2 separate regions of the Homo sapiens genome follow, and region 1 is linked to region 2. Evidence: read pairs that join two places in POLR2A ChIA-PET (ENCODE). Cell type or tissue: Panc1. All regions are shown on one strand. Links, peaks and the distances in the headings refer to the core of each region. The heading gives the core; the rest is flanking DNA.

The links. Peaks named below come from ENCODE experiments on the same cell type or tissue, not always from the same donor. Only the 100,000 strongest peaks of a DNase experiment are listed, where the experiment ranks them.
Region 1: POLR2A ChIA-PET joins it to region 2 with 12 read pairs; 8 of 35 experiments call an interaction of 5 or more read pairs at or near these places.

What each region holds. Positions count from the first base shown.
Region 1 is chr3:50,353,886-50,356,788 of GRCh38, reverse strand. It overlaps CYB561D2 (cytochrome b561 family member D2), which reads right to left. Exons shown (of 4, transcript NM_001291284.2): 4 at 2,720-2,903. It overlaps TMEM115 (transmembrane protein 115), which reads left to right. Exons shown (of 2, transcript NM_007024.5): 2 at 1,242-2,039. The coding sequence ends at 1,446. The region is part of intron 2 of LOC127898564 (CYB561D2-LOC101928965); the gene reads right to left. Among named protein-coding and RNA genes, the nearest start is that of TMEM115, 4.2 kb to the left of the region's middle. In Panc1, for the core only: no CTCF peak of the experiment used is centred there; no DNase peak of the experiment used is centred there.
Region 2 is chr3:50,277,758-50,280,660 of GRCh38, reverse strand. It overlaps LSMEM2 (leucine rich single-pass membrane protein 2), which reads right to left and starts at 1,574. Exons shown (of 4, transcript NM_153215.3): 1 at 1,490-1,574. The coding sequence starts at 1,547. In Panc1, for the core only: no CTCF peak of the experiment used is centred there; no DNase peak of the experiment used is centred there.

The sequences.
Region 1 (2,903 bases), core at 263-2,762, 76 kb before region 2:
TTTGACATCTGACTGCATGGCCACGCCCAACTCCAAAGGGCTACCAGGAGAGGGAGGCAGGGTTTCCTATCTGTCTCTCTGGTCCTTGTGAGGAAGTGACTAGCGTAACACTAGCTCTCTGCCTTGGCAGGCTTTAGATGGAACTGGCAAGGGCATCATCAGGATGGCAGCCTGGGTAGCAGCAGGGAAAGACTGTCCTGTCTATACCAACTTGTCATGTGTGAGACTGACGGGCAGGGGGGAAGCGTGCTAGGGCTTTCTACACCTGTGCCCTTGTTGCCTCTCTTGTCGTGTTCCCTGACATGGTGGAGATTTTGGTTCTCAGCTGGAACCTGAAAGGCTACACAGGCTGTCCCCACATTGGTGGCACAGAGAGGCTGAGGTATAGGAGTCCACAGTGGTCACTGTTGAAACGGTTCCCTGGCAGCTGCAGCACTCCACCTTCTGGTGGGTCAGGGTCCCAAGCACATGTGTAAACCTTCTTCTGTTGGACTTTCCCACCTGCCCTCAAAGTGGGGCCTCTAAGGGTCCACCCTGTGGAAGCAGTAGGCTCTGGCCTGTGCCTACCCATGTGAGCTGTTTCTCCTTCTTCTCCTCTTGCAAGGGCTCCGCTAAGTCCCTGCTCTAACAAGGGCCTTGGTGGCTTTGGGGGTTCTTCTGAGAGGGAGAATATTAGCATCAGTTAGGAGGGGTAGACTCACCCAAGTTGGCCCTGCTTCCTGGGCTGAGAGCCAAGGGAGGTGTTGAATTCCAGCCTTCCCCATTGACCCTTGCCAGGAGGCTCAAGATACCCCTAACCAGGAGAGGGGGAGAATTAATAACCCTTCCCTTGGATGTGATGCCAGCACCCAGGCAGAAACTCCTGGAAACTCCAGAACTTGCCGTTCCACCCATCTGCCCTAGGGCACTAGTTCCACTGACCCTTAGATACCACCCTCAGAACCATTCCTGGTGGCTGGCCTCGTGGGCAGTCTGGCAGACACCCAGCTGACCTTCCCATCCCGGAGGTGCCTCAGCTATGGAGGGAAGATTCTTAGAGCCTTTGGGTTATCATTCTGATGGCAGAGTGGGTCCTAAACCAATCTCTGGGGAGTCCCAGGCTCTGCATGGTGAAGGGGAAACATAGGATTCTGGGGGAGGAGTCTAGGTGGTACGGTGAGGAGTCAGCCTGCTGCGGAAGGGTAGAGGGCATGAGCCAAGGCCAAACCCAGAGTGACCTTTCCTCTCTCCTCTGGCCCCAGGCAACTGGCCCTGAAGGCACTCAATGAGCGGCTGAAGAGAGTGGAAGACCAGTCCATCTGGCCCAGCATGGATGATGATGAAGAGGAGTCTGGGGCCAAGGTGGACAGCCCCCTGCCCTCAGACAAAGCTCCCACACCCCCAGGGAAGGGGGCTGCCCCAGAATCCAGTCTAATCACCTTCGAGGCAGCTCCCCCGACGCTGTAACTCCAGACCACCTTGAGTGTGGCACCTCCCCTCCCAAGCCCCCCTTGACATCCTCTCAGCTACTCCAGGGCACCTGACTGCTCTGAGGAGAGGGAAGAAGGCCTGCTGGGGCTTTCCATGGCCTTCTGCTGTTTCTCGCCAACACTACCCAGGACTCTTGCTACCTGGTTCCAACTCCAGACAACCACTATGCCAGGCCCGGAGCCTCTGAGGCATCGGCCAGTCCAGGCCCTCATCTGAGGTAAGAATGTACATCAGCTGGCAGCCCCAAGCAAGTGGCTGCAGGGACACTGATGCCACAGCTCCTGGGCCGGCCCTCACATCTGAAACTGGTTGCCGAGAGCCCTGAGCCAAGGCAAGGATTTGCCAAAAATGTTCTGGGGGCCCAGCAAATGCAGGAGCCGACCTGGGGCTGCACATCCCTGCCCATCCCCAGAAAGACTGTTCCTGTCAGGATTTGTTTCCCTCTGCTGTGGCGGTGACTGCTTCTGGACCAGAACAGCTCCAGCTCCCAGGTATTTTCTACAGGACCACTTGAGTGGGCAGCCAAGCCCAGGCTCGCAGTATCAATAAAGCAGTTCTCTGAGGAATGACTCCTGGGCTCTTGTCAGGCCACCTTGTGCAGCCCCCTCATCACGTTCAACTGCAATGTTAGACAGGGACTTGATTGTCTCCATGGTAACTCCAGCTGGATAAGAAGCCCATTGCCCCAGCTCCCCACCACCGCCACCACCACCACCACATGCGCACTGCCAAGCAGCCTTCCAAGAGCTATTGCCTCAGACTCTTACTCCTTTTTTCTTTCCCTCCAAACCCCAATCTGGGAGGCCTTCTGTCCCTGCCTAGATCTGATGATAAGGGCCTCTCCATCATAAGGCGCTGTTCTTACCCATGGTTTATCTCTAAGACAGAATGCTCAGTTCTTGCCACCCCTGGAGACAACTCACCCCCAGCTCCCAGTTATTGTATGTATCTAACCCCCACAGTCTGGAGACTCCAGCACAGTAGACAGTTGGGGGGACAGAAAGGACACACAGCTGTACCATTCACAGCTACAGCTCTAGGGCCTGCCAGGGCCCGGAGTGGCCTGGGAGGCTCAGCAGCTAGACCCTGGGGATTTGTGTGCTAGGAGAGCTTCAGCCCCTCAGGGAGCAGCCAGGGGTCGGGGGTGGGGGGTCCCCATCTTGCCCAGCTGCCCATTTTCCTGTGCTGATGGCATTAACAAGAACCATCCCCAACTCTGGGCTGCTTCTCCCATCAATCTTTTCAGTCATTTTTTACAAATTTTTTACTTTTTTCTCTCCTAAAATTTCTGAACATACAGTACAAGTATGAGCTGCCTTGCAGGAGAGGCAGTCTTGCAGCCCCAGCTTCATCCAGACACATGATGCCTATGTTCCTCTGGGATGACAGAGAAAGGGGAAGGAAATGGGAGGCACTCCAGCATGAGGAGCAGG
Region 2 (2,903 bases), core at 131-2,630:
GATCGCGCCACTGCACTCCAGCCTGGGCGACAGAGCGAGACTCCATCTCAAAAAAAAAAAAAAAAGAAAAGAAAGGCCAAGGTGGGAGGATTGGATTGGTTGAGGCCAGGAGTTCAAGACCAGGGAGACCCTTCTCTACACACACACATGCATGAAAGTAAACATTTCCCCCTACCAGGGGCAAGGCCCCTCTCCTGCAATGTTGAAAATGTTGGCAGTGGCTCACGCCTGTAATCCCAACAATTTGGGAGGCCAAGGTGGGTGGATCACCTGAGGTCAGGAGTTTGAGACCAGCCTGGCCAACACGGTGAAACCTTGTCTCTACTAAAAATACAAAAATTAGCCGGGCATGGTAGCACATGCCTGTAATCCCAGCTACTTGGGAGCCTGAGACAGGAGAATAGCTTGAATCTGGGAGGCAGAGGTTGCAGTGAGCCGAGACCGCACCACTGCACTCCAGCCTGGGTGACAAAAAAAAAAAAAGTTGAGGCCAGGCGCGGTGGCTCACCCCTGTAATCCCAACACTTTGGGAGGCTGAGGTGGGTGGCTTACGAGGTCAGGAGTTCAAGACCAGCCTGGCCAAGATGGTGAACCCCCGTCTCTACTAAAAATACAAAAATTAGCTAGGCATGGTGGCAGGCGCCTGTAATCCCAGCTACTTGGGAGGCTGAGGCAGAGAATTGCTTGAATCTGGGAGGCGGAGGTTGCAGTGAGCCGAGATCACGCCACTGTACTCCGGCCTGGGTGACAGAGCGAGATTCCATCTCAAAAAAAAAAAAAAAGTTGAAAATGTGATAAGAGGAGCTTGCTAGCTGGGCCATGCTCTGTCATGGGCCATAACATGGAGCCATGGAGCAGACAGTCCTACGTCCTGGCCAGTACTGGACCTGTAGCTTCCTAGATTCCTGCTGCCCTGGCCCCTCTGAGCATCAGTACTTCTTATATGCAGTGGTGCAGTTAGGTGAGTGGCCACCAAGCTCTTGACTAGCTGAGTCTCTGTCTGACCAGGCCAAGGGACCCCCAACCCTAGGCAGTTGGGGATATTTAGACCCAAGTCAGGGGAGGCCAGAGGCCTAACTACTTTTCAGTCCATGGGACAGGTACCCAAATGCTTTCTGGAACCACTACCCACCCCAATCCCAGCTTCCTTCCTTAAGAGCTGAACCGGCCAGGCAGCTGACCGGATGCCCACACCCACCTGAGCACAGCCTGTAGTTGACCCACTCCTAACTGGGTAGCTTCTCCCATCCCTCCTTGATGTCCCCAGCAGGGGAAACTGAAGCAGGGCCTGAGGTGACAAGGGGCTCCAGGCATGGCAGGCTTTTCCTCCCTGCACAGGGGGCAGGTCCTTTTACTGGAGCTGGAGCATGAAAATGGGTAACTAACTACTCAAGACAGTGAGGTCAGTGGGACAGAGGGTGGGTCTCTCCATGGTCCACAAGGTCACAGGACTGAGGCCTTGCCCTCCCTCATGGTCACCCTCTCCTACCTTCTTGGGTCTCCTCAGGCATGGCAAGCAGTGGGCAGTCGGGGGCCAATGATGGCATCCAGTAGCAGGACTGGACAAATGCAGCAGTGGCTCCTTTGTGAGCCCAGGGAAGGCCTGGCTGCCTCCCAGCCTTGGCCTAAAATAGGCCTGAGCTCAGCCCACTGGGCTATATTTAGAGGGGGCAGCCCTCAGCCATGGGAAGGGGCAGAGTGATCCACGTGGGCCAGCCTGAACTATCTACCTGGTGAGGGAGCCAGCCAGGAGCCTGCCTCCACTAGTCCAGGTGCCCAGGGACCTTCAAGGGGAAGCACACCTCCCCCATACATCCAGAATGGCCACTCCAGGCTCAGCAAGGCCCCATGTGGCAGCCAAGACAGACAAAGGAAGCCTGTGCATCTCTATTTGGCCACCCCTCTACCCCTGCAGACTCCTACCCACAGCCCAGTCATCTCTCCTCCCAGCAAACACAGCAGCCTCCACTGCATGACCTGCTAGCACACAATGCTATTGTTGTGTGTGTCTTATAGAGGGTGATGGACAACTGAATCCCAATGCCATGAGGGCTCTGATAGCTTCACAAGTGGGCAGATACACCAACAGCACCCATGCTGGCCAGTGGGTGGACCTAGGTTGGAGGCTGGTTCATTTGTTACTAAGCTTGCAACCTTAGGTAAAGGGTCTCCCCTCTCTGAACTCAGTTTGCTCATGTGTAAAGTCGGAATAACAGTGGCTCCTCCCTGGCAGTGTACACTGAGAACAACATCTGGAGCATTTAGCACAATCCACGGTTTTGGTCTTCCCCTGCTCCCATCTCCACAAGGGCAGACAGGTCCCATAAGGTTGTGTAAGGATGCGCATCACTGCTTACCTTGAAAGGAGGAGGTGGTCCAGCTTCCAGCTTTCCCTCTGTGGTTGGATCCCTGTGCCCTTCCTTCCCAGTGGGGGCAAAGCAAGACTGTGGGCTCTACTTCCTACACACCTCAAACCTGTCACTCCGTTGTCTCACACTGGCCTCCCTGATGTTCCTCAAAGTCAACAAGCTTGTTACCACCTCAGGGGCTTGGTGGTGGCTGTTCCCTCCTGGAATGCTCTGCTCCCAGATAGCCCTGTGGCCAGCCCCGTCTTGTCAGCGAACTCAAATGCCACCCCTTCAGTGAGGCCTTCTGTGTACATTCTTTTCCACATCACCCAGTTTTCTTTTCTTTGAGACAGAGTCTCGCTCTGTTGCCCAGGCTGGAGTGCAGTGGGGCGATCTCGGCTCACTGCAACCTCTGCCTCCCTGGTTCAAGCAATTATCTTACCTCAGCCTCCTGAGTAGCTGGGATTAAAGGCGCGTGCCATCACACCCACCTAAGTTTTGTATTTTTAGTAGAGACAGGGTTTCACCATGTTGGTCAGGCTGGTCTTGAACTCC